Regions from separate parts of the Mus musculus genome. Here region 1 is linked to region 2. Evidence: chromatin loops called from intact Hi-C (ENCODE). Cell type or tissue: heart. All regions are shown on one strand. Links, peaks and the distances in the headings refer to the core of each region. The heading gives the core; the rest is flanking DNA. Region 1 overlaps 1110038F14Rik (RIKEN cDNA 1110038F14 gene). Region 2 overlaps Gm52199 (a long non-coding RNA gene).

Region 1 (11,744 bases), core at 1,360-9,359, 47 kb before region 2:
CTCACTTTTGAAAAGATGCTCAGGCCATTTTTCTAGTGCTTTGTATATTGTTATATCGCCTTAATAAATCTTTTCTAAGGAAATAGGATGGTGTGAGAGAGAGAGTTCCGAATGTGTTAGAGGAGGCAAGACTGCTTGGTCCAGCTCTGATCCAGGACTTAGTCCTTTGCTGCTGTTGTTGCTGTTTCCCTCAGCAGGTTGTCGTCTTCTGGAGCCAGTGTGGTCTCCATCAAGCCACGTTTTGTTTTTAGGAGCTAAGAAGCTACTCACTGTCTTAGCCTGAGCTGAGTCTTAGCAGACTGCATCAAAACAAAACAAACACAACACAACCTTTATGTGTGTGAGTGGTATTTATGTGTGTGAGTATGAGCATGCTATGTGTATAAAAGCATCTTTTATTTGCCTGGTGTAACTGTCTCCAGAGGCTCACTGCCTTCGTCTGCTAACCTAGGCCTAGACCTGGAAGCTTCTCGCTTGGTCTTATCTAGGCCTAGAATGTTTTCAGTGTCTGAGACCTACTGCTGAATAAGCTCACCCTTTTTAGCACTTTCTGAGCTCTGTGAACTCAGCTGTTCTGACTCAAACGCCTCTGCTAGCTGACTGACTCAATCTGGCTTCTCTCTCTCAGCCTCTTATTTTTAGCTCTGCTTGGCCTCAGACTAACTCTGGCAATCCGTTCTAATCCTCTGGCTCCTCTCATTCTCTAGCTCACTCTGTCTTCACCTGTGTCTAGCTTGTTCTCTTTCTGCAACCTGGTAAAACTGCCTCCCCACCCCCTCTCTCCCCTGCCCCTGCTCCTCCCCCTTCCCCTTAAGTAACTTTCCTTTCCTCTCACTTCCATATCCTATTATGTCAAATCTTTCTGATTTGTCACTTTGCCACTCAGAAGTCACTTTCCAATATTGTGCTTCCTTCTACAAACCACCTTCATGATTTGGGATTAAAGGCATGAGCTATAGCCGAGCCACACCACAACTAAAGACAGGTTTCTGCAGTAAGTAATACAGTCTCAGGGCTCACAGTGTGATCAAATGTCCTGCACGTGTGTGGAAGCGCAGTCTCTAGACTTGGTGGCAGTTGCCTTTACTCAGCCATTTGGCCAGCCCTGCCAGGGTTGACATCTGTACTGTACCCACTGCTCCACTGAGTTCAGATCTTCAGGTAAACCAGCAGTGTTCACACCGTTGTGGTCTGCTGGCGTTGCCCAAACTCATATCCTAGACTAAGTACAACCTGGAGTCCAGCTGCGTTTGCCCTTTCTGGGTGAGTATTTTGTGGGCAGCTCAAACTCAGCGTTGTTACAGAAATACCTAATTGGGTCCCCCGTCTCCGTGTGCTTTTTAGTCAGTGATATTTACTGTCTTATCTAGTTGCTTAGGCCAGAAACTTATGTCATTGTTTATTGCTTGCTCTGTTTGTTTGTTCCTTTCCCTTTCCCTTTCCCTTTCCCTTTCCCTTTCCTTCAATTGAACTCAGGACCTTCGGCAGAGCGGTCATGACCTTAACCGCTGAGCCATCTCTCCAGCCCTGCTCTGTTTTTTTCAACACTATTCAATACTTAGTGTTAGGGTAAGTCGAGGGTTAGGTGAGGGTTGGGGTCTAGAGTTTGGGTTCTGGCTGTAGGTCTATATGGGTTAGGGTACTAAGGTTAGCTAAGGGTTAGGGGGAAATCTCCCTGTCAAGATAGTAGCGTGTGGAGATAATGCTAACCCATTTTGCAAACAGTAAGCTGTTACATAAATAGGTGTCTGATTTCATTCGTCTCAGCTGCCACCACGTTACAAATAATCTGCTGTCCTTTTGTCCAGGTCTCTTTCTTTTTCTTCTTGCTGGCTTCTACCGCCTGTCCTTTCTGCCAGATAAATTTACTTCCCTGCAAAAGGCTGACTGGTTGGAAGCATCGTCACCAGCCAATCAGAACTAACCATTTCTGGCTGGTAAGCCAATCAGATGTAATCTCCAAGCATCCTTTCATTGTTGCTAGGGCTCCTGATCTACTTCTAAAAGCTGACTGGCTCTCTGTTGGTCCAGCCTCTCCCACTCTCCCTAGCTCCTTACCCTTTCCTTTTTCTCATACCCCTTTTTGGGTTTGGAGCCATTCCAAACTATTTAAGCCTTTGGGAAGTCTGGGTTACTCTGAATAACCACGGTTTAAGAGTGCATTTGTTCTTCTTGAGAAACAGAGGACAGCTATTCCATAGTCAATTTTAAAAACATCTGTTTCAGCAGCTTGATATCTCTTAGCTCCATAAAACAGAGTTTAGTTGTGCTTAAGGGGTTTTTGTATTTTTTATTTTGGTGCAGATTGACTTTAATTCAGACGACTAGAGCATAAACTGGCATTAAAGTCGGCAGTGAAATTACTTGAAACTCATTGGGCTAACAATGAATTCTAAGTATGTGAGAACAGCTCTTTCTGTTTTAATTAATGACAGATGGTAACATCTTACGGCTTCGCCGGGCAGTGGTGGCACACACCTTTCATCCCAGCACTCGGAAGGCAGAGCCAGGCAGACTTCTGAGTTCCAGGACAGCTAGGGCTACACAGAGAAACCCTGTCCCAAAAAACAAACAAACAAACACATCTTACAGCTTCACAGTTGTCATGCTCTGTTTTACACTTTCAGGGAGGGGACTCCTGGAGAACACGACTGCTCAGCAGTGATGTGGCTCTCACATTGCTAAGTGGGTATCCCTTCCCTCACACCTGGCCCATCACCCATGAGTCCTCTTTAGATGCTCCCTAGCTGTGTGTATGAAAATACCTTAAATCTAAGAGCAATGGCAAATGGATTAAGAAAAATAACAATACAAGGTGTGTCTTTCTCTTAACCTTTGGTATGTATTCAAGAACTGGACAGCGCCGGGCAGTGGTGACGTACGCCTTTAATCCCAGCACTCAGGAGGCAGAGGCAGGCAGATTTCTGAGTTTGAGGCCAGCCTAGTCTACACAGTGAGTTCCAGGACAGCCAGGGCTATACAGAGAAACCCTGACTTGAAAAAAACAAACAAAAAAAAAAGAGAGAGAGAGAGAGGTAGGGAGAAAGGAAGGAAGGGAGAGAGAGAGAGAGAGAAAGAAAAGAAAGAGAGAAATCCAAGCAGAAGAGGGTGTATTTTCTGCTAACATTGGTTTAGTACTAACTAGGCAGTGGTGGTGCATGCCTTTAATCCCAGCACTTGGGAGGCAGAGGCAGGCAGATTTCTGAGTTTGAGGTCAGCCTGGACTACAGAGTGAGTTCCAGGACAGCCAGGACTACACAGAGAAACCCTGTCTTAAAAAAAACAATACAAAAAACAAACAAAAACAACACACACACACACACACACACACACACAGACACACACACACACACACACACAGAGCAGCCAAACAAACCAACGATAAAAACAGTCTTGTTTTGTTTTGTTTTTTGAGATAGGGTTTCTCTGTATAGCCCTGGCTGTCCTGGAACTCACTCTTTAGACCAGGCTGGTCTTGAACTCAGAAATCTGCCTGCCTCTGCCTCCCAAGTGCTGGGATTAAAGGTGTGTGTCACCACTGCCCGGCTACAAAAACAGTCTCACTGAATATCCTGCTGGTGAAATGTATGAAATTGGTTCACACTGTACCGAAGCTACAGTGTGAAAGAAGCATGGCCATGGAGTGTGGGAAAGTTCAACAGAAGCCATCTCTCCGACTTGGTGCAAGCAGACTGTTAAACGCAGCCTGGCAAGGACAGTGTGAGCCGCTTGGCATCAACGCAATGGTGTGCTTTGTAAGTGGGTACACTACGGATGTCAACCCTGGCAGGGTTGATAAAAGTGTTCAGGCATTCTTTCTTTCAACTTCTGCCTCCACTCCCTCACCAACTGGGTAGGGAGTGGCTGGGGCTTCCTGCTGATTTCTCTACGGGAAAATGTATATGGTTTTATTTGCCTGCTAGGGTCTTCTTTTACATGTCAAGTTCCATTAAGGCAAATCCCAATATTTCTCATACCATTATAACCCTAGATCCTGTGAATCTAGTTTGTAATTGGTCCTTAGTAGTGGTAATGAATGAATGAAAGAATGAATGAGTGCCAGAGCTCTAGCAGTCCCTGTGTGCCATGGCACCTCTGCCACAGTGCCTATGGACAGGGCTCCCATTAGGCATCTTGTTAACACATCATTCTTTCGGAAGTTGTGATCTCTAATAAACTGTTGTCCTTTAGGAGGTATTGTAGAATTCCTGACATGATTTCTGAAAAAGGAGGGAAAAATCCTGTTTAGATTGAGACTTGAGGGATGATAACAATGTATAGTTTTCACCCATTGGTCATTAAGTTATTTTTAATTTCCCAACATTGTGTCTCTGAGAGAGATTAACATATTCTTAGCAAAATGAATCATTTTATAGGAATTTTAAAGTCACAAGTTAATCAATGTCTTGGTTAAGATAATCCTGCTTCAATTTTGTCCATTTATTTCAATATTCCAATTTGGAAATTTTTTTTAAGCTGGCCCATATAGTTTCTTTTGAAAATGAAAATTGTCGTGGTGCCCCCTGGTGGAAGAAAAAAGAATTTCCTTTCTTTCTTCCCCTTCCATTCATCTTATCTAGAAAGACCACATGATTGTGATTGATATAGGAAAGGATCAACTTTGATATAAATGATATAGATTATATAAATCTAATATAAATGATATAATTCCCAGGCAGGTTGTTCTTGCTGTTGGGGGGACTGTAAGAAATACATGCCTCAGAATATCTGCTTGTCAGCAATATATACTTAGAGCAAGCGGGTGCTGCAGACAAAGGGCAGGTGTGTAAAGGACTGTGGTTTGAGAGCCATTAGAACGAATGCAGGAGCCTAGCGCCTGCATTACCTCGCAATGCTGCCTAACTAGGTCACATATATCTAAGAGGTCAGATAAAGGTGATGGTGGTTACAAGACACAGCTTGCAGAAGCTGGTGGTGGTTACCAAGTAGAGATCCATTTGCTAGGACCTTTAGAGACCATAAAATCATCACTCGTCTGTCAAAATGGCTCTCAGGACTGGCTTCTTATACCAGGTCATGATGCCGGCATTTCTTTGTACAGCACCGTTATCTTCAGGTGGGGACAATGGGAGGGCTTTTTGAGGCAATTTGACCCAGACACCAAAAGGATCTTGCTAAGAAAGCAGAATATTGAGCCAGCCAAACTCAGAAAGATGTCAGCATTGCACTTAACACTGGGGTCTTAAGAAGACGGAAGTGTTCTCTCTCTCCCTATCCTTCTCCTTCTCTCTACCCTTCTCCCTACCCCTCTCCCTCTCTCTCTTTCTTTCTTGCAAAGATTTATCTATTGATTGATTGATTGATTGATTGATTGATTGTGTATACAGTGTTCTCCCTGCATGTATGCCTGCAGGCCAGAAGAGGGCACCAGATTTCATCATAGGTGGTTATGAGCCACCATGATGTTTTAGGGAATTGAACTCAGTCCCTCTGGAAGAGCACCTAGTACTCTTAACCTCTGAGTCATCTCTCAAGCCTGAAATGATGTTTTTCTGAGTAGATCAGTTTCCATATTTGTTCATCTGATTGCGCTAAATAAAATCCATTAAACAATTAAAAAGGAAATAAATAAGTATTTAAACATCTGCCAACACATCCTCAAATTATTTAGTGATTGTTTTTAAATTTCCTACAAGCTGTGACTGTAGCATAGTTGCATATCGACATGTGGTCAGCGGTTTGTTTTACTGGTTGGAGACCCATCTTTGAATTTGGTGACCCTCAAATTGGAAGGCAAAACAACAGCTGGGTAAGGGTGGCGCATGCCTTTTATCCCAGCACTTGGGAGGCAGAGGCATGAGGGCATCTGTGAGTTCCAGACTAGTCTAGTCTACAGAGTTGCAGGGCTGTTACACAGAGAAACCCTGACTCAAAACAAAACAAAACCAAAAACACAACAAAACCAGATACAACAAAGAAACAAACAAAAACAAAACACCAAAACCAAAAAAAAAAAAAAAACAACAACAACAAAAAAAAACCAACCAAAACCAAATAAAGCAAGCAAACAAAAAAACCCAGTAAAATCCACAAATAAACAAACAATATCAGCAATAAAACAATGAACATTCTCCTTAAAGCCCTGATCGCAAAGGAGCAGTCCTGGTCCCCAGGGTGTGTTCTAAAGGTTTCCAAGGTCCAGGTGTGCGGAGCTTGTCTCAGGTGTCTGAATGGGCCAGGTGTGTGGAGCTTGTCTCAGGTGTCTGAATGGGCCAGGTGTGTGGAGCTTGTCTCAGGTGTCTGAATGGGCCAGGTGTGTGGAGCTTGTCTCAGGTGTTTGAGTGACTGTGGAGTGCAGGTTAATATTCAGGGGATAATGATGTGAAAGGCAGTTCCACAGCATGCTGGTTTTGAATGCTCCACCAGCCATTCACACAAACGAAAACTCTGCCTGTTGTTCAGTAAAGAATGACAAGGCATCCAGTGTTGTGCACTGTTGGTTATAGTTACACTCTTTCCAAACATCACTTGTTCTCGCAAGTGTCTGCTCTAGAAAAATATCACATGCTCCCTTCCCAGGCTGCTTCCAGAAAAACACCACGTATCTATTCTCAATAAAACATCTCCCCATGTGTCTCCCTCAACAAAACATCCTCTCATAAGACAGTTCCCAGAGAGACATCACGTGACACAACTGGGTCTCCAAAGAAACCAGAAATTTCCACTTCAGCACGCCCTGAGACTGATCAATCAGGGCCATAGCTCAGAATTCTTGGGCTGAGGCTATAGCCCTGAACATCTTTTTTTTTTTTTTTTTTTTTTGGTTTTTCAAGACAGGGTTTCTCTGTGTAGTCCTGGCTGTCCTGGAACTCGCTCTGTAGACCAGGCTGGCCTCGAACTCAGAAATCTGCCTGCCTCTGCCTCCTAAGTGCTGGGATTAAAGGTATGCGCCACCACGCCTGGCTTTTTTTTTTTTTTTTTTAAGATTTATTTATTATGTATACAGTGTTTTGCTTGCATGCCAGAAGAGGGCACCAGATCTCATTACAGATGGTTTTGAGGCACCATGTGGTTGCTGGGAATTGAACTCAGGACCTCTGGAAGAGCAGCCAGTGCTCTTAACCTCAGAGTTATTTCTCCAGCCCCCCCCCCCCGAATATCATCTTCTACAAGCTTATGAAGGCTAAAACCGCAAAAACCATAATGCAGGTGCAGGAAATGTTGCCGGATGGTCAGCTCTGACTCAGCTACTTTGGCTAGCTAGCCAGAACAGTTCTAACTGACCTGGTCCTAAGTGGAACTTACAGTTGTTGAATTTCTTAAGTTTAACACGCCTAAGAACATGACAGGGTATGTGATCAGCATGACCCTTCTCTGAGTCAAGCTTTCTTTCTGCGTCAGTGACTGGCAGGCATATTACAGCAACAGCATGAAATAACTGTTGGGCATGGAACAAAATGGCTACAGCTATGTTTGAGGGTGGGAGGTGGGTTGTGGGATTAAGATCTCAACAACTTTCCTCTGGAATCAGATCATGACATTGATCATTTTGAAAATGTGCATTTGGGCAGGTCATAGTAACAATCAGTGTCATTCCAGCATAGTAAAGGATGCTGTTAAAATGCTTGCTATACAGGCAGGCAGGGATGAATGGAAGCAGCAGAGCAGCAGAGCCGGATGCTGGAAATGTTTCCTTTGTGAAACAACGCAGCTACGGAAACCAAAACCAAAACACAAACCAACCAACCAACCAACCAAACAAACAAACAAACAAAAACCAGCCCTAAGGAACTTTTCAGAGCCCTTAAGAGGAATTGAAGGCTTGCAGCATTAGGAGAGTGTTGTTCAAGGAACATGATAAATATCCCTTGAAACAACGCATGCAGTTAGTGGTCTACTCTGTTTTACTACCACCACTTCATGCCCAGCTTGGTATTAATGATGGCGGTTTGAACTTGCTTTGCTCAAGGAATGGCACTATTAGTAGGCGTGGCCTTGTTGGAGGAAGTGTGTCACTGTGTGGGGGGGTGGACTTTGAGACCCTCCTTCTAGCTACCTGGAAGCCAGTCTTCTCCTGTTGGCCTTCGAATCAAGGTGTAGAACTCTCAGCTCCTCTAGTGCCATGACTGCCTAGATGCTGCCATGTTCTCAACTTGATGATAATGTACTGAACCTATAAGCCAGCCACAATTAAATGATGTCCCTTATAAGAGTTGCCTTGGTCATAGTGTCTCTTCACAGCAATGGAAACCCTAACTAAGACATTAACCTTAAGGACTACCATCCTGCAACCACAGCAGCCCAGCACCCACAGGAAAGCAGAACAGGGTGAGAACTCCCTCTAGACCCCATTTCCATAGAGTTGATGTCATCTGACCTGCATGACAGCTCCCTGAGATCACAGTGCACAGCACTGTCTGTGTGCGACTTGACTCAGAACTCACCCAATCCAACTGTTCCTTAGTGGAAATGATTTGAATATTTGTAGAAAGGATTCATCAGAGATGATCTTATATCAGCTACCTAAGGGAGGTAGTGAGCTATGGAGGCACAAGGAACTTCTTGAAGGTTAAAGGAAACGTCGTAAAAAAGATGTCCAAAGGGGGATTTGAAAACCACAAGCATATCATGGAAGTCTACAAGGTCCATTGTTTGTAAATGCTCAGGAAGGACCTAAAACTTTGACTGTTACTTAATGTTATGGCTCCATGAAAGCAGAAAATGAAAGCTAAAATGGATGTTTTTTTCTTCTTCTTTTGTTTTGTTTTGTTTTGTTCATTTTTTTTTCTGAGACAGGGTTTCTCTGTGTAGCCCTGGTTGTCCTGGAACTTACACTGTAGACCATTGTCTTAGGGTTTTACTGCTATGAACAGACACCATGACCAATGCAAGTCTTGGACAACATTTAATTGTGTTGTCTTACAGGTTCAGAGGTTCAGTCTAGGCAGGAGCATGACGTCGTCCAGGCAGGCATGATGCAGGAGCTGGAAGTTCTATATCTTCATCTGAAGGCTGCTAACAGAATACTCACTTCCAGGCAGCTATGATGAGAGTCTTAAGCTCATGTCCACAGTGACACATCTACTCCAACATGCCTCCAAATAGTGCCACTCCCTGGACCAAGCATATTCAAATCATGACAACTGTGCTGGCCTCGAGTTAACAGAGACCCACCTGCTTCTGTCTCCAGAGTGCTGGAATTAAGAGATGTGCACTGTTGGGCATGGTGGCGCACGCCTTTAATCCCAGCACTTGGGAGGCAGAGGCAGGTGAATTTCTGAGTTTGAGACCAGTCTGGTCTATAGAGTGAGTTCCAGGATAGCCAGGGCTACACAGAGAAACCCTGTCTTGAAAAAACAAAAACAAAACTGCCATGCACTCTGGTCGAGTCAGCTTGACAAGCCGAGAGGCTTGGAGCTACTCACGAGGAAAAAGAGTTTCACGGAAACTCACTCCTGGAGTCTGGCGTTCTCTCTAACCCATATATTAATATTCCATTCCCGTGTTAGTCTAGTGTATGGATCCACGTGCTCTCTTTTAGTATTATCCTATTATAAGTGCCTTTTAAGATTGAATTCTGACATAGCTAAAGCCTTCGCCAGTGTTCCAATGTCCTAGAAAGTCCTTGAGCTAACCATGGGCTTGGAATTCAGGAAGAATGTTGCCTATTCAGTGACATTCAGAATTGCCTCTGGTAGTACACTATCACTTTGAATAAAAGCTAAGTCACTGCCCTACACAGGAATTTACCATCTTCTAGGAAGAAGGAAGTTTGAGACCTAAAGAGGAACCAGAATAGATACTTAGAACTATAGATAGCTGAGTTACACCCATACACACGTATTTACAATGGCCTAAGGGAAAGGTGGACTATACAATAGACTAAAATAGGAACTATGGCAAGGGCACGAAGCCCTTGACCCTGGCTTCTAAGATTAAGTGAATCTTAGGTGGAGTTCTTTTTGATTCCAGTTGTTAACAATGAATTCTATCCCAGGTGGTTCCTGTTAGACGTTCTGTGTTTGCATTCCTCTGTTTTATGTAAGAATCCAGTAACCTCTTTGTACCTTGCGAGTGTGTCACCCAACTTCCTTATTGTCTTCTGTATAAAAAGTTTGATGCTCGATTTGACAAATTAAATTCAGATTCTACACAACCTCTCCTGTGTGCATCTGTCTGTCATTCCATCCGACGCTTTGCCCACCTGCGACTAGAGACACGTTCCACGAAGACAAAGGGGCCCAGAGGGTCTGTGGCACAAAACAAAACAAAACAAAACACAAAACAAAACAAAAGAGATGTGTATCACTCCCAGAAACTCTCTAAATTTGATGAATCCAACAAGTGGAACACAGGAAGTAGGATTACAATCACAGAGATTTATGCTTAGATGCACCATCATCTAACTGTAAAAGCTAAAGGCTAAGAGAATCCCGGAGAAACAATGGAAGCTGTTCATGTTTAAAGCTCCACAGCTGACATCTGAACCCATGGTGAGGGAAGTCAGTGGCCTATAATGTTTAAAGGAAAAAAAAAAAGCTGAAATAAAAAGAAAACGACCACCTGCTAAGAGATCGATGTCCAGCAAAACTATCCTTTCAGGTGAGGAAGAAACCAAGACATTTCGATCATAAAATACAATGAGACAGTTCACTGGCAGTAGGCTGTCTCACAATATTGAAAGAATTCTCTCAGCAAAATTCAAGGCTGGCAGACAGTAAGTTGGATCAAGCCATTATTATTATTATTTTTTTTTACCATTACCCAGTAGCAAATATAAACTGTAGGTAGATATGAAAAAAAGTGTTGGGAGCAACCTTGTTTGAACATTAACTGCCTTAAGTGCTTGCTGGCACAAAGTCTTGGCCTCTGTGGGAAAGTACCAGCCCAGCTGAGAACAAATAGACATAGATCTTGAAGTCAGAGGAGAATAAATAGCTATAAATCTTGTGGATAGGTGCCTAATAACCCACTCTGTTCTGATCTTCCTGCTGAACTGTTTACCCCTTACTGTCAATATCCCCTTACTGGGAACAGATGCATTACCCAGAGACAAAGCGACTGCTCTTCACCCCCCTTCCTGCTCCAATGAGTATATAACCTGTGTGGGAAAAATAAAATTTATCAGCTTGATCCGACCTCTTGACTTGCTGTCCATTCTTCGTGTTTCTTGTCCCCCATTCTCTTCCAGGTGCCCTCCAAGTCCCTGTCGCTGTCCCACGGGTCAGGACAAAAAAGTATAAATAAGGGCTCCTCAGGAGTAATGTAGGTACTGTTTTGATCGAAGTCCTGAGTTCGAATCCCAGCACACATGTCAGGATGCTCACATCTGCCTATAGCTCCAGCTCCAGAGGGATCTGATGCTTCTGGCCTCTGTGCTCACAGGCATTTATGCCCACTCAGAAATACACACAGGCACATAATTAACAATAGAATAAGCCTCAACACAGCGTGCAGCACCTTATTCTCATAAACAACCTAAATCTTAAAAAGAAAGTCACACTGCGTCTCATTTGTAATTATCTGGTTTGAAAGACAGATTTATAAGGTAATAACTATGAGTTTGTGTTGATATGTACATACACATGATATGAAAGGTTTGTATGACCATAAAGCACCTTGGAAGAAGCAGAGAACAAACAAGAAAGGTCTTGCATAACCTCCCAGAATGCCCTGCGTTGCACTATATGTAACCCTAAGATGTTGACTATAAGCCCCAGGAAAACTATTAAAAATAAGCTTAAAATTTATTACAATAAAATATAGGTTTTTGAGTGTGGTGT
Region 2 (11,744 bases), core at 2,328-10,327:
TTCAGTTCCTGCAGATTAAGTCGGAAATGCAGCTTTTAAAAATATTAACTTGCTGACCTGTATGGAAAATCTCCAAGCTTTCTGTAACCACAATAAAAAGCCTGCACCGCCTAGACTTGGGGCTCTCACTCTGACCCTCTGTGACAGGGACAGTGAAACACCTTGCTTGGGACCTTGTAATAAAAGACCCTGTGTGTTTGCATTTGAACTGGCTCCTCGGTGGTCTTTGGGGGTCCCTGCAACTTGGACATAACAGTGAAACGCAGAGCAAAGTCTTTCTGTCTGGCTTTCTTTTAGCAAAGCCTTTGCTATGTTTGGGTCGATCAATAGAGGCTGAGACGTTGCTTTGAGACTGTTTGAACCTTGAAGCAATGCTGTCTTTCTAGAGAATCTGCCCTTGGAGCTATGTGAGAACATGCAGCTGTACTGACCTTGGTACAAAGTCACTCCTGGCAAACCCAGAGTTCTTTCTTTTGATTATGGCTAGCCCTATTCAAAAGGGACCGAGATTTGTGTGAATTGTTATAGGGGCCCAGTAATCGCCTCCCAAGCCACACTAACACCCATCTCAGTCAGGCAGGGATAGTTTATTGAGAATGTGCCCCAGGGCTGGTTGATCAGATTCATGGTCCAGATTCGGGAATTGAACCATGACCCCAAGTTAAGGTCCTACAGGGCTTTTTAAAGCGTGAGATCTACAAACATCTGTGTCAAGTTGTCCCACCAATCAGGATTTAGGGATAAGGATTTCCTTAGGAACAAGTCTTTGTTGTATATTTATCCTGCTCCCATTGGTTGGGGTATTCAACTGTGGCAGGGGGCTTGCCTTGTCTAACATTCATGCCTTGCTAACCAGGATGTCAGTTATCCACATACATGTCTCTTTCTGCCAAGTAGGATGTCTGTTCCCAGGGAGGTCTTGGGAACTTAAACTTTACGTGACCGTGACTCAAAATGGACGCCTTATTCCACATAGTCTCTTATATCGGTGCAGGTGTCTCTCTTATGTTAAGGTCTACCCCAGGGGCAGCTTCTACCGTAAAAACGTATACACAAGTGCAGGAATTGCTGCTGGGTGGTTGACTGGGGTCAAGCCTATTGTGGGTACAAGCAGTTCCACTGACTTCCATCCTGATTGGTTTTCAAGGACACAGAACATAACAGAACATGTAATCAACTTGGCATTAGAAACTTCCCTAGTAACAGCAGAAAAATATGAGAACATTTCCTTATAATGGTAGGCTAGCCATGTAACAGTTACCTGGGCCTTAACATTTTACCTAGGCCTTAACATTCTATCTAGGGCCTTAATAATTTACCTAGGCCTTAATAGTTGTCTGCTCACACTGGAAGCAAGGGCAAGATAACTTTGGCAGCTGGAATCTTTCCCAGCCCCAATTAACCTTGTATAATGTTTGAATAAAATAACCGGAGTGAGCTACTTGGGTGTCAGTCTTTCCCAAGAAGGCTGAACTCCTCTGCTCCTTTGGAAACGAAGTCTTAGCATTTTGGTGAGCTTCTCTCTCTACTGCAGCACCTATGACCAACATCAATCAATATGCTCACTATTGCAATATCAGCACTGGATCTGAACCAGTAGGCTCAGCAGGTATGTGTTGGAATTGGGATGGAATGAATCCAAATGCATGGTATGGAAAAGATCCTGGCCTCTGCCTCTCAAGCCCCAAGAGACCCTTCCATATAGTTAGTTCCTCATGTTGTGCCGACCCTCAGCCATAAAATTATTTCATTGTTACTTCATAACTAAATCTGTTACTGTTATGAATCATCATGTGAAGACCTGATATGCAGAATATCAGATATGCTTACCCCACCCCACCCCAAAGGGGTCGTGACCCACAGGTTGAGAGCCAGTGCCCTGGAGTCTCCTAATGGATGCTGCCGGCCGGCCGGCTTAGGGATTCCCGCAGGCTCTTTTCCATTGTAGGGGGAAAGGAGCTGAAAGTCTTCAGAGTCAGTGGCACTGGGGACTTTACATACATACTCCTGTCACCTTCACGGTCCCAGGAGGTCAGAACAATTGTCCCCTTTGAGAGTGGAAAAGCAGTTTGTGACCGGGGGACATGAGGTGCCTCTGTTTTCCCAGTGTGCTCAAAGCCACTGTAAGCTGGGGCTGCAGCCGCCGGGAGCTGGCTGCCAGGAGGGAGGGTTGCCAGACAGCCAAGAGTAGCTCCTGCCCTCCCCGACTCCCCGCCCATGCCACCCTCGGGCATCCCTTGTGCCCTAAGGGAGCAGAGACTGTGGGGGCGCTGTGCAGGGAAGCTTGGTTGCTTCTCCCCGTGGCGGGCTGGGATGAGGAATCGGGATCGTGCGGTGATGCACAACTATCCCTGAAGATCTCTGGAGGCTCAGGAGCCCTCAGACTGGGAGTGCCACACAGAAGCCCCTGGGGTTTGAAATATCAAGGGAGCTCAGTGACCAGATAGGACAGGAATAAAATCTAGACCACTGTGTGCCAGAGCGGGGCATGGGAACAAGTAAGGTCCGGGCCCCTGTGAGAACCAATCGCTGCTGCCCGCCTCAGGACACTTGGATACAGTCCAGTCTCTCCTGGCCGATTGGCCGCAGGCCAGTTCTTTACCTCTCTGAGCCTTACTTATTCCCCCCTCCCCTTGATGTGACTGGCTGTCCTTTGATCTGAGAGACGGCCATCTTGGGCCGTTCAGCTGTGTCTCCTTGCCTGAGATTATTCCGGGCAGGCTTGCTGATAGTTTAGACCCTCGACCCCCACCTTCGGACTCACAGCTTCCAACTGCTCCTCCCTACTGACGGACAACTCTATGTGGGGCCTTGGGGAAGGGTTAGAGTATGTAAAAAGAAATAGAGTATGATCCCTGGGGTTACATGCGTGTGGGGGAAGACTCGAGTGGAGCCACGTGGGAAAACCTCATCCCTGCTAGGTAACGCTTTTCAGGTGCAGTGCTTGTGGGAGGAGTATTATATACAGGTAAGGAATTCCCTTACCTAGGCTCAGGAAAGATGCCCAATTAAGTCTTCGGTTCCTTGGAATGAACTTGGTGGAATTGTGCCTTGGTTTGTCGTTGGGACCTTAGGAGAAAGGGTAGATGTTGCTTAAGTCTTCCCAGGGGAAGGAATTTTAGCAACACCTATTTTAACAGATTGTTTTGGTTGAGGATGAGTAGAAAGAGTGTTCCAGCACTAGCATCATGTCTGTATTTGGCCCTCCACGCAACCCTGTGTCCGGCTGAGAAACTGTGGCTATGAGAGCTTAGGTCTCCTGAGCAAGGTCATACGGCTTTCAAAGTCATAGAACCAGGATTTAACCCAGACAGTAGAGCTCCCAAATCCCTGAGCCCAATTGTGCTGAGTACATTCATGTGCTACTTAGTTTGTAATGCATGGCCCATTAAATAGATGGGAAAACTGAGGGACATACCAGAGCACATAGCAGGCAGGTAATAGACACAGCTCTTGCTCTGCAGGGCTACACCTCTTTGCTGGATGTCTTATGTCCTTGCATCCAAAGCAAGAAGTGGGGTGACCACCCATGACCTACAATTCCTAGTCAGTAGATCTGCTGAGCAACTGCAAGCCTGGGAAGGGTAGAAGGGTGAAGGGTGGATGGGTTTGTAGATGGGTTAACCAATGGTTAGATGGATGGGTGGGAAGGCAGACAGATGGATGAATAGGTGGGTGGTTGTGAGTAGACTGGCAACAGACAGATGTAGATGGATGAAAGAGAGAGCAGATAGGAATAATGGCGGAGGATTAGATTAGTGTGTAGCTGGGTGGACATGGGTGGAGGGTCTATGGGGGAGAAGGATGTATGGATCAAAAGGCAGATAGAGGGATGGACAGATAGAAGGCTAGGTGGTGCTGGGTGGGGATGCAACTGAAGTTGCAAGTTGACAATGACAATGTGATGGTTTGAATAGGAATGGCCCCTATAGACTCATGCGTTTGAATGCTTAGTTCACAGGGAGTGTTACTATTTGGAGGTGTAGCCTTGTTGGAAGAAGTGTCACTGTGGGGATAGACTTTGAGGTCTCATTTGCTCAAGCTATTCCCAGTATGGCACACAGTCCCTTCTGCTGCCTGCAGATCAAGATGTAGAGCTCGCATCTCCTTCTCTAATACCATGACTATCTGTCTGCACACTGCCATGATGATAATGGACTAAGCTGCTTAAACTGTAAGCCAGCCCCAATTAAATGTTTTTTCTTTATAAGAATTGCCACAGTCATGGTGTCTCTTCAAAGCAATAGAAACCCTAAGACAGACAGCCACAGGACTTCCAGGAACATTCACGAAGTATGAAAGAGAGATGCCATGTGCTCTGGTACGTCCCTAGCCCTTAGGGCTACGATGGAACATGGTAATGCATAGTCATAGCCCTTCAGCCCTGTATCCCAGCATCCAAACTCTGTAAAAAGCTTCATGGGGCAGATCCAAGCCTAAGAACCGTCATCACAACCTTCCCTCCTACACCTAGACTGTAGACATGTCCCCCCTACACCTAGACTGTAGACATGTCCCACTACACCTAGACTGTAGACATGTCCCACTACACCTAGACTGTAGACATGTCCCACTACACCTAGACTGTAGCCATGTCCCACTACACCTAGACTGTAGCCATGTCCCCCTACACCTAGACTGTAGACATGTCCCCCTACACCTAGACTGTAGCCATGTCCCCCTACACCTAGACTGTAGCCATGTCCCCCTACACCTAGACTGTAGCCATGTCCCCCTACACCTAGACTGTAGCCATGTCCCCCTATACCTAGACTGTAGCCATGTCCCCCTACACCTAGACTGTAGCCATGTCCCCCTACACCTAGACTGTAGACATGTCCCCCTACACCTAGACTGTAGCCATGTCCCCCTACACCTAGACTGTAGCCATGTCCCCCTACACCTAGACTGTAGCCATGTCCCCCTACACCTAGACTGTAGCCATGTCCCCCTACACCTAGACTGTAGACATGTCCCCCTACACCTAGACTGTAGCCATGCCTCACTACACCTAGACTGTAGCCATGTCCCCCTACACCTAGACTGTAGCCATGTCCCACTACACCTAGACTGTAGCCATGTCCCCCTACACCTAGACTGTAGACATGTCCCCCTACACCTAGACTGTAGACATGTCCCACTACACCTAGACTGTAGACATGTCCCACTACACCTAGACTGTAGACATATCCCACTACACCTAGACTGTAGCCATGTCCCACTACACCTAGACTGTAGACATGTCCCCCTACACCTAGACTGTAGCCATGTCCCCCTACACCTAGACTGTAGCCATGTCCCCCTACACCTAGACTGTAGCCATGTCCCACTACAACTAGACTGTAGCCATGTCCCCCTACACCTAGACTGTAGCCATGTCCCCCTACACCTAGACTGTAGCCATGTCCCCCTACACCTAGACTGTAGACATGTCCCACTACACCTACACTGTAGACATGTCCCACTACACCTAGACTGTAGACATGTCCCCCTACACCTAGACTGTAGCCATGTCCCCCTACACCTAGACTGTAGCCATGTCCCACTACACCTAGACTGTAGACATGTCCCACTACACCTAGACTGTAGCCATGTCCCCCTACACCTAGACTGTAGACATGTCCCACTATACCTAGACTGTAGACATGTCCCACTACACCTAGACTGTAGACATGTCCCCCTACACCTAGACTGTAGACATGTCCCCCTACACCTAGACTGTAGCCATGTCCCCCTACACCTAGACTGTAGCCATGTCCCCCTACACCTAGACTGTAGCCATGTCCCCCTACACCTAGACTGTAGACATGTCCCCCTACACCTAGACTGTAGACATGTCCCACTACACCTAGACTGTAGCCATGTCCCCCTACACCTAGACTGTAGCCATGTCCCCCTACACCTAGACTGTAGCCATGTCCCCCTACACCTAGACTGTAGCCTTGTCCCCCTACACCTAGACTGTAGACATGTCCCACTACACCTAGACTGTAGACATGTCCCACTACACCTAGACTGTAGACATGTCCCCCTACACCTAGACTGTAGACATGTCCCACTACACCTAGACTGTAGACATGTCCCCCTACACCTAGACTGTAGACATGTCCCCCTACACCTAGACTGTAGACATGTCCCACTACACCTAGACTGTAGACATGTCCCACTACACCTAGATGAATTATTGCAATATACTGTCATAAATCATTGCCCTTACAATGACATCATAACAAGCTTATGTCATAACCAGGATGGCTACTGAGTGTCTAAAGGGCAGGTAGCCAGCTGTCTAGGAGGGAGCTTTGCATCCTGCCAGAGCAGTGGGTTGCCCAGCTCTTGACAACATGGGGTCAGAATCCCAGCTGAGAAAGGACCTTTTTTAGACAGGCCTTCAGCAAAGACCAAAGCTGAATACATCCCTGTGGACTCCCTAGGCATGGCCTAAAAGAACTAAATGTCTCGCCTTGAAAGGGCTTGGCAGCTGGAGGGGATCTGCTCAGCAGGAAGAAGGCCTGACTTCACCGCTGGCACGGAGTGGTCTTGGACACAACCCCACCCCTGATCCAGTTTCTACCCTCCTCTATCCTGGAAGCCTAAGTCCCTCTGATGACAGCTAGTGACAATCTGACTCTCCTGTTTCTAGGAGGCAGGACCTAGAAGGACATGACCATTCCACTCCTTAGACCATGGCTCAGGATCTGAGGCCCTCCCAACCTTTGAGTAGTTTCAACTGAGGACACCTTGATTCTTCCATGGCACTCTAAGCTTCTTGAGGCTGGTTATAGTTAACCAGAAGACCAGAGATGGAAAGTGACTTGCCAAAGGTCACACAGCAAGAGGACAGCCAACAGCAGATCCAGATTTCTAGGCACCATGCCCAGACCTCTCCCCAGGGGAGATCCTGAGACCCTGAGACCCAAAGTAACACTGATGACATCAGGGACAGAGGGTGTTGTTAGGAAGGCTGTGTTGTGCCAAGAGTCAGCAAGGACATTGTATGAGGTGCCAGTATTAGGTCTCTGAGACCCAGGAAGTTCACTGACAAGGAGAGCCAGGGCACTCACTCAGAGGAGGGTGTGACTGGGAACTGCCAAGTTCATGATGTCCCCCGCGATCTCCTAAACTGACCCCCTTACCTTCATGCACTGACCTTGGCTCAGGATTCTGGTTGGAATGCCTCGGAGTCCCATCTTCAGGGAGATGGGTGGCCCCTGGGTGCCATCTAGTGGCAATGAAGAGACATGCTGCCTTTCCCCACCCTCTGAACCACAGGACTAAGGGACAACCTGAGCAAGATGACTGTTTTTTTCAGCTGAGGAAACTAAAGCCTGGTTGAAGCACACCCTGTCCAGTCAAGGGCAGCCCTGAGTGTTGAGGGTCTCTCAAAGAGGCGAGGCTTACCCGGAGTCTGAGCTGGAAGGCTGTGTGTGCTCTGTGAGTGGATAGGGGTCGGAGGGAAGGCAGGATTTGGTCTGGGAGCCAACACCTGAGGACCAGGTGGGAGCTGAATTACCAGAGAGAAGGCTAAGGTGATAGTCAAGGCTTCTCCATAGATCAAACCATAGCCAGAATGCTCCCATCATCCCGAAAGACAAACATGACTAGAGAAATCCCCCCAGTCTTAGGGACAACCAAGGCTAGAGAAAGCTCATGGTTGTGAAGGTCTTGCTTTCAGGGAGCTCGATATATTATTTGTTCGCTCTGCAAATGAGCTTGTTTTCCGTGGCTGCCCTTAAAGTTGCAGCAGACCCCGCAGTCCAATGACGCAGGCAAACAGAAGATGCTGTAAGAGATGAACAGGATACAGAAGCACCTGATATCTGCAGGAGGTATATCCCATGATGCTCTTGTGGGTGTCTGGAACTATGGGCAGAACCAAACTCCATCCACAATATGGTTTTTTTTTTCTTCCTACACCATACAAACCTGTGATAAAAATTTAATGTATAAATTAGTCACAGTAAAAAAAAAACAATAGTAACTGATATCATAAAAAGATGAATTATTGCAATATACTGTCATAAATCATTGCCCTCACGATGACATCATGACAAGCTTATGTCATAACCAGGATGGCTACTGAGTGTCTAAAGGGCAGGTAGCCTGTGTTGTGTGGGAACAGTACATAAAGGGTGTGGTCAAGACAGTGTGGCAGTGAGAAATTTTTATCCTATTATTAAAATTGGCTAAACAATTTAAAACTTAGGAACTGGCTGGGCACAGTAGCTCAGGCTTTTGATCCTAGCACTCAGGATGCAGAGGCAGGTCACTCTTTGTGAGTTCCAGGCCAGCCTGGACTACATAATGAGTTCCAGGCCAGCCAGAGCTACATTAGTGAGGTCTTGTATCAAAGAAGCTAACCAACCAACCAAAAATCTAAATACCTTAGAAACTATTTATTTCTGGAGTTTTCTATTTAGTATGCTCAGAACAGAGTTGGTTATGGGCAACTGAGAAGCAGAAAGCTAGACCAAGACGAAGAGGGAGCTCTGGGGCTAGAAAGACAGCTCAGCAGTTAAGAGAGCTTGTTGCTCTTTCACCCGGGTCCCTACCTAGGTTGGGGACCCCCTGTCTGGCCAATAGTGTGGTGCTCCAGGGTTGAAACACCTCTGCAGATGGGACTTGAGCCCCCCAGGCTCTGTGTGACCACACTTCATCCCTGGTGTATGACAGCACCAGAAAGGGAACTGAACCCAGGCTAGTCTTTTGAAGACAGGGTGGGGACCAGGTCCAGGGGGACTCACAAACTGCCTGTAATTCCAGCTCCAGTTGATCCTCCTCTTCTGGCCTCTGCAGGCAACTGCACATAAACCTATATATACAAACATAATTTAAAATATATATTATATACAGGATATTATATATATACAAAGAGGGAGCTGCCCTTAAAGTAATGGGCTCTGAAACCAGACATATCTGGCTGATGGTGTTCCTTGTGGAATCCCCATGTGTCGGAGCTGAAACCATGACCTTCATTTACTGTGTGACTTTGGGCAAATTACCTGACCTCTAATCTTTAATATTGAGAGAGAGAGAGAGAGAGAGAGAGAGAGAGAGAGAGAGAGAGAGAGAGAGAATCCTTCCTAGGTGATTGAGGTTCAGGTCACGTCTGCTTTGTTTCCTGTTGCTGTGGATAGTGCCCTGTCTTCAAACGACTAGCCTGGGATCAGTTCCCTTTCTGGTGCTGTGATACACCAGGGACAAAGTGTGGTCACACAGAGCCTGGGGGTGCTCAAGTCCCATCTGCAGAGGTGTTTCAACCCTGGAGAACCACACTATTGGCCAGACAGGGGGTTCCCAACATCCTCTCTCCTGGTACTCACCTCTCTACTGGGCAGAGGGCTTGGTCAAGGCCCTCCCAAGGCCACCAGGACAATAAGAACATGTCACTGTGACTTTTGAGGCCAGGTTATAATGATTCTGTGGTTTCCCTGTGGCTTCTCAGATGGCTTGGGTGAATCCTGTGTGGTACTGCAAGGGCTCTTCGGGTGGAAGGTCTTGTGAGGAAAGCCTGCTGGCCTTGGGAGGAGCCATATAGGAGTAGAGCTTCATGTTCCAGGCTAGCTCAGGGGCTGAAGCCTGACTCTGCAGGAGAGACCGGAGCCAGCTGCTTTTTCCTGCAAATTCCCAGTCCCCAGAACTACGAGTGTCCCTGCAAGCTGCATTAAGATGCTGAACTTAGATGTCAGATTTTGTTAGGAGATAAGTGGGTGATTGGGTGTCCAGAGCTAATTGCCAGGCACTGGCACTGAGCTGAGCTTGATTATCACAGAGACCTTCTGAGTAGTCCATCGCCTGTACCCATTCCACGGATGCAGAAATGGGAACAGGTTGCCTGAAGAAACTCTGATATCTTGCAGCTCTGGATCTCCACTGGCCATATGGCTGTCACCTCCTGCCTGGATGACCCTGGCTGACATCTGGGTCAGGACAGGGTCCCTGATGCCCCTAATTCTGGCTGAGGCTGACGCTGGCATTAACATCAGTGTGGGCAGCAGAGCTGGCTGTAATCATAGCCCATGGGAGTGCTATGCTGTGCTCTGTCTAGGGAATGGCTTCTGTGCAGTTCCTTCCCATGCAGCTTAGTCACTGTGGCTGGGAGCAGGCTCGGGGCACCAGGATTCCAGGTGACCACCATCGCTGCACTTCCTGTAAGCCCACTGATGTCATATACCCCAGGGTGATGAGGTCGTGCACCTCATGGTGCGCACAGGAAAGGACTCAGGGGCTCTATTGTCTGTGTCAAAGACAATGGCAGGACAAAGATGGAGCCTTGGGGGGGGGGGCTCAAGCTGTTCTTGCCTCTCTAGAGGCTTCTGGGTCCTCACAGCACCCGGGGTCAAGGGTTAATGGAAAGAAACTGAGCTTCTCAGAGCTGAATGAGCTTCACGGGGGTTGACCTTTGCCTGGGTCCTGGCTCCAGCTCCTACTCTCAGTCACCTCAGGCAAGTTCCTTACCTGCTCTATGCCTCTGAAAATGTCACATGAAAACATAGGAGGGACAATGGAACCTGTTCCCCAAGTGTTCGTGGGTTCTAGACTCTGGACCCTGGGTGGTTGGTGTCTCCCCGGTGACCTCATGTGATCCCTCAATTCCCTCAATGAGCACACAAATTCATTAAGACCGAGGAGTTGACATCACCCTGTATCTGCAGTTGTACACAGGCCATGGGGCTGTGGGCACCGTGAGTAATCAGGAGGGACCCCGAGTTTCTGGGGTAGGAGCACACACGGGCTCAGCTCATCATGAGAGCCTCATCCTCTGGGCTGGCAGTGTGCAGTTCAGTGGGTCTTTGTATACCTAGGGTTGAGCTCTGATGCCCCAGTATACTCCAGCCTGCCCTGCCCCCCACCAGTTACTCTATTCCCCCTGCTTCTTAGCCACACACGCTGACCCACATTGGTCTTGATTCATTGGCCCTTGGGTCCTTTTTTTTCAAAGCAGAGTAAGCTGTTTCTGCTGAGGAGAGGTCTGAGACTTGTTAGGAACAAAAAAAAGGGGGGGGGGCCCAGGGGAAGAAGGGGAAGGGAAAAGGGGCCCAATGTCCGGCCAGAGTTCCTGTGCTCTGGGCAGGTGGACGTAGGCATTGGAGGGCTGCCGGACACGTTCCACTCAGCCCTGGATGGGCATCTAAGCCTCTGACCCCACTCGGCGAGGAGTGGACAAGGGACCCTGAGGCGACACCCTGTCGTGCTGGGGTTATAGGAGAGAGGGATAAGGGAAGAGGTTCCCAACACTGACCAGAGTGCACAGCAGATCTTGATGGAGCAGAGACTCACTATGGTTTAAGAGCTTTATTATAGAAAGACAGGGGGAAAGAGAGAAGAGAGAAAGAGAGAGAGAGAGGGAGAGAGAGAGAGAGAGAAGGCTAGAGAGAGAGAGAAGAGAGGAAAGAAGAAAACAAAGAGAAAGGAAAGAGGAAAGAGAAGTGAGAGAAGTGAGAGGTAAGAGGACAAAGGAGTGAGAGCATAAGAGAGTGAGGTGGGGGCTGAACAGCCCTTTTTATGGTCTTAACTGGGGAGGAGTTTAGCCTGAAGGTCAGAAGCTTGGGCCATTGCTTACATGACTACTGACCATGCTTCTCTTGAGGGGGCTGTGGGAGGTAGTAACTTAGGCAGAGGCCAGAGTTCCAGGAGCATGAGGGAACGCCTACCGTGTCATGAAGGTGAATTATGACCATCAGGGTTCAGACCTCAGCTCCACTGGAGACCAGCCTGCAATTCCCCACAGAGGCTCAGATCGA

Evidence for each region. A loop is a pair of places that touch in the nucleus more often than their neighbours do. Peaks named below come from ENCODE experiments on the same cell type or tissue, not always from the same donor. Only the 100,000 strongest peaks of a DNase experiment are listed, where the experiment ranks them.
Region 1: a loop joins it to region 2, with 2.0 times the contacts of the local background. A loop is called at or near these places in 9 of 42 quality-filtered maps.

What each region holds. Positions count from the first base shown.
Region 1 is chr15:76,950,650-76,962,393 of GRCm38, forward strand. 1110038F14Rik (RIKEN cDNA 1110038F14 gene) reads left to right here. Exons shown (of 5, transcript NM_001347540.1): 5 at 1-330. Among named protein-coding and RNA genes, the nearest start is that of Gm46534, 8.2 kb to the left of the region's middle. In heart, for the core only: CTCF peaks have their summits at 4,527 (motif pointing left) and 5,399 (motif pointing right); no DNase peak of the experiment used is centred there.
Region 2 is chr15:76,996,853-77,008,596 of GRCm38, forward strand. Gm52199 (a long non-coding RNA gene) reads right to left here. Exons shown (of 3, transcript XR_003951577.1): 3 at 6,707-7,926. Gm35933 (a long non-coding RNA gene) reads left to right here. Exons shown (of 3, transcript XR_384211.4): 3 at 1-138. Among named protein-coding and RNA genes, the nearest start is that of Gm52199, 12 kb to the right of the region's middle. In heart, for the core only: a CTCF peak has its summit at 7,223 (motif pointing left); DNase peaks (open chromatin) are centred at 6,529 and 7,079; H3K4me3 peaks cover 407 bases; H3K27ac peaks cover 2,976 bases; H3K27me3 peaks cover 698 bases.